Regions from separate parts of the Homo sapiens genome. Here region 2 is linked to region 1. A link is a contact called in ENCODE Hi-C data. All regions are on one chromosome and are shown on one strand. The core of a region is the stretch at or near the end of the contact, and the rest is flanking DNA. Distances in the headings are between cores, read along the strand shown.

The links. Hi-C counts contacts between places; a loop is a spot of excess contacts on that map. Pooled maps may share reads with other maps.
Region 2: a loop to region 1 is called in a pooled map of psoas muscle, with 27 times the contacts of the local background. The contact joins the promoter of WDR45B here to the promoter of ENGASE in region 1. A Hi-C loop is called at or near these places in 2 of 50 pooled maps.

What each region holds. Positions count from the first base shown.
Region 1 is chr17:79,073,237-79,077,784 of GRCh38, reverse strand. It overlaps ENGASE (endo-beta-N-acetylglucosaminidase), which reads right to left and starts at 2,961. Exons shown (of 14, transcript NM_001042573.3): 1 at 2,695-2,961; 2 at 288-355; 3 at 1-122. The coding sequence starts at 2,840. RefSeq lists a silencer at 2,560-3,099.
Region 2 is chr17:82,646,236-82,650,846 of GRCh38, reverse strand. WDR45B (WD repeat domain 45B) reads left to right here and starts at 2,403. Exons shown (of 10, transcript NM_019613.4): 1 at 2,403-2,573. The coding sequence starts at 2,507. RefSeq lists enhancers at 1,811-1,880, 2,259-2,758 and silencers at 2,171-2,240, 2,841-2,890, 2,901-2,950.

The DNA of each region.
Region 1 (4,548 bases), core at 1,712-4,211:
CGCCAGGGGCTCCAGGGCCACATTAAAGCCATCCTCCAAGCGGGGCTTCCACGCCAAGAGCTCCTCCAGCGAAGACAAGTAAAAGCTGATTGGTTTGGTGGTGTCCTTGTCATAATATCTAACTGGTCCGAGGACAGAAACATTGAGCAATTAATGGAAACTATTATAGGATTAATCGAAACATTTTAACAATAACAGAGAAGGAACATGAGAGGGGGCAGGGGCTGACCTGCCCCAAAGCCCCAGGTGTGAAGGTGGATCGGTATTCAGAGCCTCTGTCTCCTCACCTGGCAGGGGGTCCGGGGAAAAACTGACCACCTCTCGAAAGACTGTCTCTTCTTCTTCATCTTTGATGCTAAGCAAAGAGGGAGTTGTACATTTATAAATAAAAACATAAATAGGTAAGAACACTTAGAAGCAAATGGACCAGTTTCATCTAAACACAGAGAGATATTCTCTGCCTTATGTTGTTTAATATTAACTATAGAAACATTGTATAAAGCAAGGAAGTGCCCTGTGATAATCCTAAGGTTTTACCTATATTAGCAACCAGGGCTTGGCTTCCACATGGACACACGTACCAATGATTACTCCTAAGAATAAACCTTACCCTAGGCCAGACGCAGTGGTTCACGCCTGTAATCCCAACACTTTGGGAAGCCAAGGCAGGCGAATCACCTGAGGTCAGGAGTTAAAGACCAGCCTGGCCAACATGGCAAAACCCCATCTCTACTAATACAAAAATTAGCTGGGCATGGTGGCACACGCCTGTAATCCCAGCACCTTGGGAGGCTGAGGCAGGGAGAATCACTTGAACCTGGGAGGCGAAGGTTGCAGTGAGCCGGGACTGTGCCACTACACTCCAACTTGGGCAACAGAACGAGACTCCATCTCAAAAAAATAAATAAATAGAATAAACCTTACCCTCTAAAGCAGCCACCCCAATACCACAAAGACCAGACATAAATACTTCACAGGGTCCCCAGGATTTTCTATGGCCAAGGGGCAATATCCAAATACCCAAAGCACCAGAAAGTTTCAGGTCCTAAGAGAGCAGAGACCAGGCTTCCTCTATAGGCCACACTTCCCTAAGTGCCTTCCGCGCTGTTCATGGATGTATGTTACAGGGAGAAAGAGTTCCTTCGTTCCTTCGGTACATTAACATGGAAAGCTCCTAAATACATCTCAAACCACTTTCTTTTAAAAATTGATTGATTAATTGAGACAGAGTCTCGCTCTGTCGCCCAGGCTGGAGTAAGGTGGTGAAATCTCAGCTCACTGCAACCTCCAGTTCCTGGGTTCAAGTGAGTCTCCTGCCTCAGCCTCCCAAGTAGCTGGGATTACAGGCATCTGCCACCACGCCTGACTAATTTTGTACTTTTAGTAGAGACTGAGTTTCACCATGTTGGCCAGGCTGGTCTCAAACTCCCGAACTCAGGTGATCACACGCCTCAGCCTCCCAAGTGCTGAGATTACAGGCATAAGCCACCATGCCTGGCCTAAAAAATCATTATTATTTTAGGAGCAGTAAGAAGACACCGCAGTGGCTATTTAGAGGCCATGGCACCAACGTTGAGATTCCCTAAATCTACCAACGCCCAAGGCCACTTCTTTGTTCACTGAGTTGTCATCTGCCATCACTCCACTGCCATTCAGAGGCCTGTTGCAAAGAGTCCTCTGTAGCATCTGCCATCACCAAACACTGACCCAGGGCCTCCAGAATGACATTGGGAGACCCTGAGAACTGCAGGGGTCGGGGACGGATTCAAGCAGAGATGCCGCAGTTGTTCCTCTCCACCTTCCTTTTCCAAAGCCCCCTTCCTCGTTGATGTCCTTATTATACTTCAGCCACCCCCTCCCAGACCTTCTCAGAACAATCCCACACCAGGTCACCTTTGTCACCTGTCATTCCTCCACTAGGAGGGAAAGAGCCATCTCCACATTCCTCCTGTCCAAAAATATCTTTCCCAGCAGCCAGCCTTCATCCCATCTTCATGAGGTCTGAAATGCTCAGCAGTCTCACTGCTTTGGGTTTAGAAACAAAGCTACGGCTGCTGTTTCCGGAAGCCATGTCTGTGCTCCTAACTTCTCCCCCTGCAACCTACTGAGGGGGAGTTTACCGGGTGGGCAAGTGCCCCCCAAAGGAAGGAAGCCCAGCCCAGAGGGGCATGTTCGTCCCTTTCTGTCTCTGTGCTTTGGCCCTTTCTGTTCCCCGCCAGTTGGATACCCTACTCCCTATTCTCCACCTACTGAAGGCTTCCTCCTCCCCAAAGACTCAGTTCTAGTGTCACCCCTACAGAAGGCCACCCCTTCCACCAGCCGGCATCCACTGAGCCAGGCATGAGCACCGCCGCCGGGATCTTCCGCATAGACCAGCGACGTGGGAAGCAGGGGTCTGGCCGGGGCGTCGGGATTCCCGCTGGGCCCCGCGGCCACTCGGGTTTGCACCCGTATTTCTGAGATAGGCAGGGGTCACGCACGGGGGCCGGAGGCCGCTGCCCGGCAGTGGCGCGAGGACGGCGGGGCGGACCGGGGCGGAGGGGCGCTGCCACCCTCTGTCCCTTACTGTGCACGGAGCGGACACAGGCGCCGGCCCCCCGCCCCTCGGCGCGCCCGTGCCGGGAAACCTCGGGCCCCGGGGCCACGGACTCTCAGCCCCGCGGATCGGGGTTCACGCGGGCCCCGCAGCCCCACCTCCTTCCCGGCCGCCGCCGCCGCGGCCGCGGCTCCTGATCCTCCTGCTCCTCCTGCGTCCCCGCCTCCGGGGCCGCCAGCCCCTGCAGCTGCCGCCGCCGCCGCCGTGTAGCCGACCGGGTGACCGTCACCGCCGCGGCCTCCATGACACTGTCCGCGCACGCCGAGAGGCAATCGCAGGCCCGGGCCCGCCCCCGCGCCGCGCTCGGCCAATGGGAAGTGCGCAGCGCTGACGCCGCGCTGGGACGGGACTCCGAGCTGACTCCCGGCCAGCGGCCGCGCGGCGGGGACTTTGTTGAGGCGACAGGCCGGGGGCGGGGCCGAGGACGGGGCGGGGCTGTGAGGGGCGGGGCCTGGGCGAGTTCCGAGCCCAGGGTTCGTCGTCGTTCTTGTTGTTGCCCATCATTGGCTATGAGTCCAGGGTGCTAGAAGGCTCTAGAAGGCTTCGGAACGCCCCAATCTTAGAGTTCTCTCTTTAGCCTCACCAGCTTCCTTTGTCAAGCAAACCGAGGTTTATCCCAGAGAGATTAAGCAATCTCCCAGAGGGCACAAAGTCAGCAAATGGTGGCAATGAGATTTTAACTCATGCAGCTAACCCCTATTAAAAGATAATTTTCAGACCGGGCGCGGTGACTCACGTCTGCGATTCCAGCACTTTGGGAGGCCGAGGCGGGCGGATCACCTGAAGTCAGGAGTTCGAGACTACCCTGGCCAACATGGTGAAACCCCGTCTCTACTTAAAATACAAAAATTAGCCGGGCGTGGTGGTGCATGCCTGTAATCCCAGCTACCTGAGAGGCTGAGACTGGAGAATCGCTGGAACCCGGGAGGCAGAGGCTGCAATGAGCCGAGACGGTGCCATTGCACTCCAGCCTGGGCGACAGAGGGAGACTCCGTCTCAAAAAAAAAAAAAAAAAGATGAAAGGTTAGTAGGTTAGTATCGGGCCATGTGGAAGCTGGTGTCCTATGTAGGATGCATAGTTTTCCAGTGAAACACGGATTTCTTTCTACAGCCCCACGCCTGTGCCCAACAGTAGTAGTTGCTCTACCCCTAAGCGTGCAGGGCCTGGAGTGGCACCTCTGCAAGAGTGGCACTGCCCAGCGTCTTAGGCACAAAAGGAGTTCACAGGAAACATGATAGAACAGAGCCCTGAGAAGCCAGAACTCAAGGCTGGGCCCCACAGGGCAAACCAAGGCTCTCCTCCCTCCAGGCCCCAACGCCCCTCCACAGCTAGGAGCTTCCAGTGCTGGGCTGCAGCTGCCGCCCAAGCCAAGTTGACTGGGCCTTTATTATTGTTGCAGACTTTGAACTTTATGAGGCTCCAAGCTTCCATAAACGCCAATGGTGGGAACTATGACTAAGGTTGTTGAATATGGGCCATGGTGCAGGCCAGCCAGTTAGGCAGGAAGGACGGGCCACTCAGAAGCAGGACACGCTGACCCATGGGGAGGACAGAGAAGGCAGAGGGCTCCTCTTTGGGGCTTCAGTCCTGGGAAGCTTACAGTGAGCGAGGGCAGTGGATCCCCAAGTTCCCTCCTGCTGTGTTCAGGGGTGCACCGGACGTGGACAGTCTTGATCTGGGGTGCATGTAACCAGGTGTTCCCAAGCCCTCACCTGCAGCTTAGCAATAAAAATAGATAAACTTTCATCCTACCCAGGTTAGAACACAGTTCTAAGGGATACTTTGAACAGCCTTTGGGTAATGCTCAGTCTCTGGGAGAAAATATGCCCAAACCTCCCTTTTCTTCTCTCCTTTCCAAAGAGTAGGCACCTGGTCTAGAAGAGCAAGAAAGTGAAGGCAGCCTTGCACGCCCCTGAGGACAGAAAGGACTTAGGCCTTGTGGCCTCTTGTT
Region 2 (4,611 bases), core at 1,154-3,653, 3.6 Mb before region 1:
GCACTCCAGTCCCACTGGCTGCTGTCCCCTGTATCTCCTCCATTCCTGTCTCCTCCAAGGGTGCCGGTCACCAGCTTTAAGGCCCACCCCAAATCCAGGATGATCTTATCTCGAGATCCTTAATTACTTCTGCAATGATTCTTTACCTAAAGAAGCCCCTATTCTCAGGTTCTGGGTGGACCTATCTTTTTTTTTTTTTTTTTTTGCGACAGAGTCTTGCTGTGTTGCCCAGGCTGGAGTGTAGTGGCACAATCTCAGTTCAGTGCAGCCTCAGCCTCAATCTCCTGGGCTCAAGCCATCCTCCCTCCTCAGCCCCCCAGGACACATCTTTAGAGGGTCACCATTCAACGCACTGTGGTGGGCAAGGCTGCTTTGAGTTTCCTGGTTAGGATACAACCAGCGCTGTGTGTGGATGTCCACACATGCCCCCGCCCCCGGCTGTACAGCCACCGGGAGACTGAGTAAAATGTGAACTGAAGGAGGCCCCAAGGGTGGCAAGCAGAGAAATGAAGGGAAATGTCCCTTACCCACGCCTCTCTCCTTCCCCCACGTGACACTTCTCACAGCAGGTACCGGTACGTGTGCACAGAGGAGAACCCAGTGCCCTTCAGGGAAGAGGGTGCTGAGCCCCTGGACCGCACTTAGGTCTCGCCCCAGCTCTGTGATTTGGACCTGGGCCCCCGAGCCCTAGTCACAGCCGGGGCGGCCCAACTCGCTCCGCCATCGGAAGGCTTCTGGTCGCTCTCAGGGAGGAGCCCCTCTCGTATGGGAATCGAGGTGTTCAATGCCCACGATGCGGAGACCGCCTGGCCCGAGTGGGCCAGTGATCTCAGCTTACAGTCCAGCTCCTTCCTCCCCATGGCTAAGAGGTCAGCACCAGCTCAGGCAAGTGGCGAGGGTGGGATGAGGATGACAGACGGGGTGGAGGCAGGTGGCTGCGAGGGGACAGTGTCAGGACCTCCTAGGAGATCAGGTGTGCTGCAGGGAACAGGGAGAGCCTAGGAGGGGACAGGAAAGTGAGGAGGGGGAGTGGAGAGGACTCCCTGGGCAAGAGACACGAGGGCCAGCACTCAGGCCTCCACAGCCATCCACTGCATGAGCCAAGCCCAGGGACAAAGCTCTGTGACCAGGATGCCCCCAGCAGCCTGACCCTAAGAGTTGAGAACTGTGCCCTGTGAGCAATGTGACCTGAGGGTCCCGGAGTCCTGCGGGGGCTGTGCTGTGTGAGGGCCACCTGTCCTTTAGGTGGGGTACTAAGGGGTTGTGTCCTCTATGGGCTGTGTCGTGGGGGGGCTGTGTGTCCTCTGGGGGGCTATGTGTCCTGGGAAGGTCCCTGTGTCCTGGGAAGGTCTCTGTGACCTGGCGGTCTGTGTGTCCTGGGGGGGCTGTGTGTCTTAGGGGGACCTCTGTGTCTTCTGGGGGAATATGTGCCCTGGAAAGGACTCTGTGTACTGGGGGAGGCTGTGTGTCTTAGGGGGGCTGTGTCCTGGGGGGGTTTCTGTGTCCCGGGGGGGCTGTGTGTCCTGGGAGTGCTGTGTCCTGGGGGACCTCTGTGTCCTGGGGGCACTGTGTGTCCTGGGGGGACCTCTGTGTCCTGGAGACTGCGTGTCTTGGGGGTCCTCTGTGTCCTGGGGGGTCTCTGTCCTGGGGACTGTGTGTCTTGGGCACCCTCTGCGTCCTGCAGGAGCTGCGTGTCCTGGGGGGGCTGAGTGACTTGGGGGCCCTCTGTGTCCTGGGGGTCTCTGTCTCCTGAAGGGGGACCCTAGTATTGTGGCGCTTCTGGGCTTGCCTCTCATGAGGGATGATGCACCGGGCCTCAGTTTTGGGTCAGCCTCCTTTACCGGCTCTCCCCCCTTCCTCCGACCGTCAGGTATCCGTGCCAAGCCCTCAACGGGCCATCCTCCTTCCCGCGGCGACCCCGCGCATGACAAGGCCAGACCCTCCCGCGAACGTGCTCTGCGCTCCCGCCTGGCCCCTCCCCGCCCCGCCCCTCCCCCTCCTCCCCGCCCCGCCTCGCTCCGCCCCTCCCCGCCTCCGCCCCGCCCCGCCCGCCCTGCCTCTCCCCGCCTTTCCTCGCCTCGCCCCGCCCCGCCCCGCCCCCTCCTCCCCGCCCCGCCTCGCTCCGCCTCTCCCCGCCTCATCCCGCCCCGCCCGCCCTGCCTCTCCCCGCCTCATCCCGCCCCGCCCGCCCTGCCTCTCCCCGCCTTTCCTCGCCTCGCCTCGCCTCGCCCCGCCCCGCCCCTCCCCGCCCTGCCTCGCCTCGTCTCGCCTCGCTTCGGTTAGATGCGCTCGGCGCTCCATAGGCTCCCTGGTGGGGCGCGGGCGCGCGCACGGACGTCCAGCACGCACGCACGCACGTCCAGCACACACGCACATCCAGCACGCACGCACGTACGTCCGGCACTTCCGGCCGCGGCGGCCTCAGCGCCGGCCCGAAGGGACCAGGCCGCCGTCCCCAGCGAGAGGCATGCAGCGCTGAGGAGCGGCGACCCAGCACGGCGGCGCCATGAACCTCCTGCCGTGTAACCCTCACGGCAACGGGCTGCTCTACGCCGGCTTCAACCAGGACCACGGTGAGGAGGCGCGGCCCTGTCGCCTTGCCCGGCCGGGCCTTCCCGCAGCCCGGGGTCCCCGGCTCTCAGGCCTCTCCTGGGCGCCCCTTTCCGGCCAGGCCTTCCACCCGGGACCCCGGCCCCGCCCGAGCTCCCCTCCGAAGCCCCCGGCCCCGGCCCTCGCCGCTGCTCCCAGCCCGAGCCGGGGTCCGGACCAGGCCCGAACCGGCTCCCACCTTCCTGGCCTTTCGCGCTCCCCCACCCCCCGGGTTGTGACCGCTCCCAGCCGGCCGTCCCGGGCCGAGGTCGAGGTCGGTGGGAGACGGCACAGAACCCCAGCCTCCTGCGCGGACGCCCCTCCCCGCGCGCCACGCCCACTCGGGTTCCCTGGCTCCCTGCGGGCTCCACGGTTATCGGGATTTTCCCCACAGCGTGATTGACGCCCTGCCCAGAACCCCGTTTTGCCCCCTGTTCCTTTCAGGGTCTTTAGTAGGTAGCCCGTGGCTGAGCTGACTTCGCTTGGGTTTACTGGAGCCGCGGAGCCGGCGTCTCCGACGCCTCTGGTGGCGAGTGGCGCGGGTGGGGTGCAGGTCTCACCTTTCCCGTCGGTTTCCATCGGAAAATGTCACTCTCCCCACCCCCACTCCCCGGGATTTTTCTTCGTGTTTGGTGGAGTCAAAGGACTTAAGGGAGGCCTTTGAGGGAAATCTTACTTCTTTTCCCATGTCGGAATCCAGGTGTAAGCACTGGATGATTTAAAGCGCCCAGGGAAGGTGACCTCCTTCCCCGCAGGTGCTTCGGAGCTGCGGGGGATGCGGCCGGGGCGGCGCGGTCGGATTCCCGCGGGAGGCGGGCGGGACCTGGATTCGGATGGTTGCCTCCTCACCTCCCATTTGAAGGGCGCGCTTCCCAAAGGTCCTGATGGGGAGGAAAAGGAATGTCCGTTATTCCGAGACAGGCTTCTGCGAGGCTTTACATGTTGGCTTTGGAAGTTTTGTTTTTGAAGAGAATCCAGGCAGGTGCTGTATGATCCCGTATATGTGAAGACAATTTTATTTATTTATTTATTTCATTTTGAGACGGAGTCTCATTCTGTCGCCCAGCCTGGTGCGATCTCGACTCACTGCAACCTCCTCCTCCCGGGTTCACGCCATTCTCCTGCCTCAGGCTCCTGAGTAGCTGGGATTACAGGCGCCTGCCTCCACGCCCGGCTACTTTTTGTATTTTTAGTAGAGACGGGGTTTCACCATGTTGGCCAGGCTGGTCTCAATCTGACCTCAGGTGATCCACCCGCCTCGGCCTCCCAAAGTGCTGGGATTACAGGCGTGAGCCACTGCGCCCGGCCGGATTACACATATTTGAAAGAACTCCCTCTCAGTGATTTTGATGCCTGATGCCCTGGGACCAGTCAGGCTTCCTGGGCGCTGCCAGCTTCCCCAGGGTTGTGTGCTGGGGTTTCTCCGGAAGAAAGTTTTGCTGAGATGGTAAGGGAGATGCCTAGCCTTCTCAGAGGGTGGTTTCCAACCATCTGGTGTTTGTAATGCCTTCTTTTTAGTGAAGTGTGCTATACCTGTAGAAGGGTGGATATATCATAAGTGTTCAGGTGATGAATTTTCCAAACTACACACCTGTCACTAACAATTAAGAAATTGAATATACCTGGCCACGCTTGATTCCAATAAATGCTCCCTACCTGACTTGTGACATCATAGATTAGTTTTGCCTACTTCTGTACTTTATTTTTGTACTTATTTTTGTTTCTAGCTGTTTTTTTGTTTTGGGTTTTTTTTTTTTTTTTTTTTTTTTGAGACGGAGTTTTCGCTCTTGTTGCCCAGGCTGGAGTGCAATGGCGCGTTCTAGGCTCACTGCAAACTCCGCCTCTCAGGTTCAAGCAATTCTCCTGTCTCAGCCTCCCGAGTAGCTGAGATTACAGGCATGCACCACCATGCCTGGCTAATTTTGTATTTTTAGTAGAGACTGGGTTTCTCCGTGTTGAGTCTGGTCTTGAACTCCTGACCTCAGGTGATCCGCCCACCTCGGCCTCTCAAAGTGCTGGGGT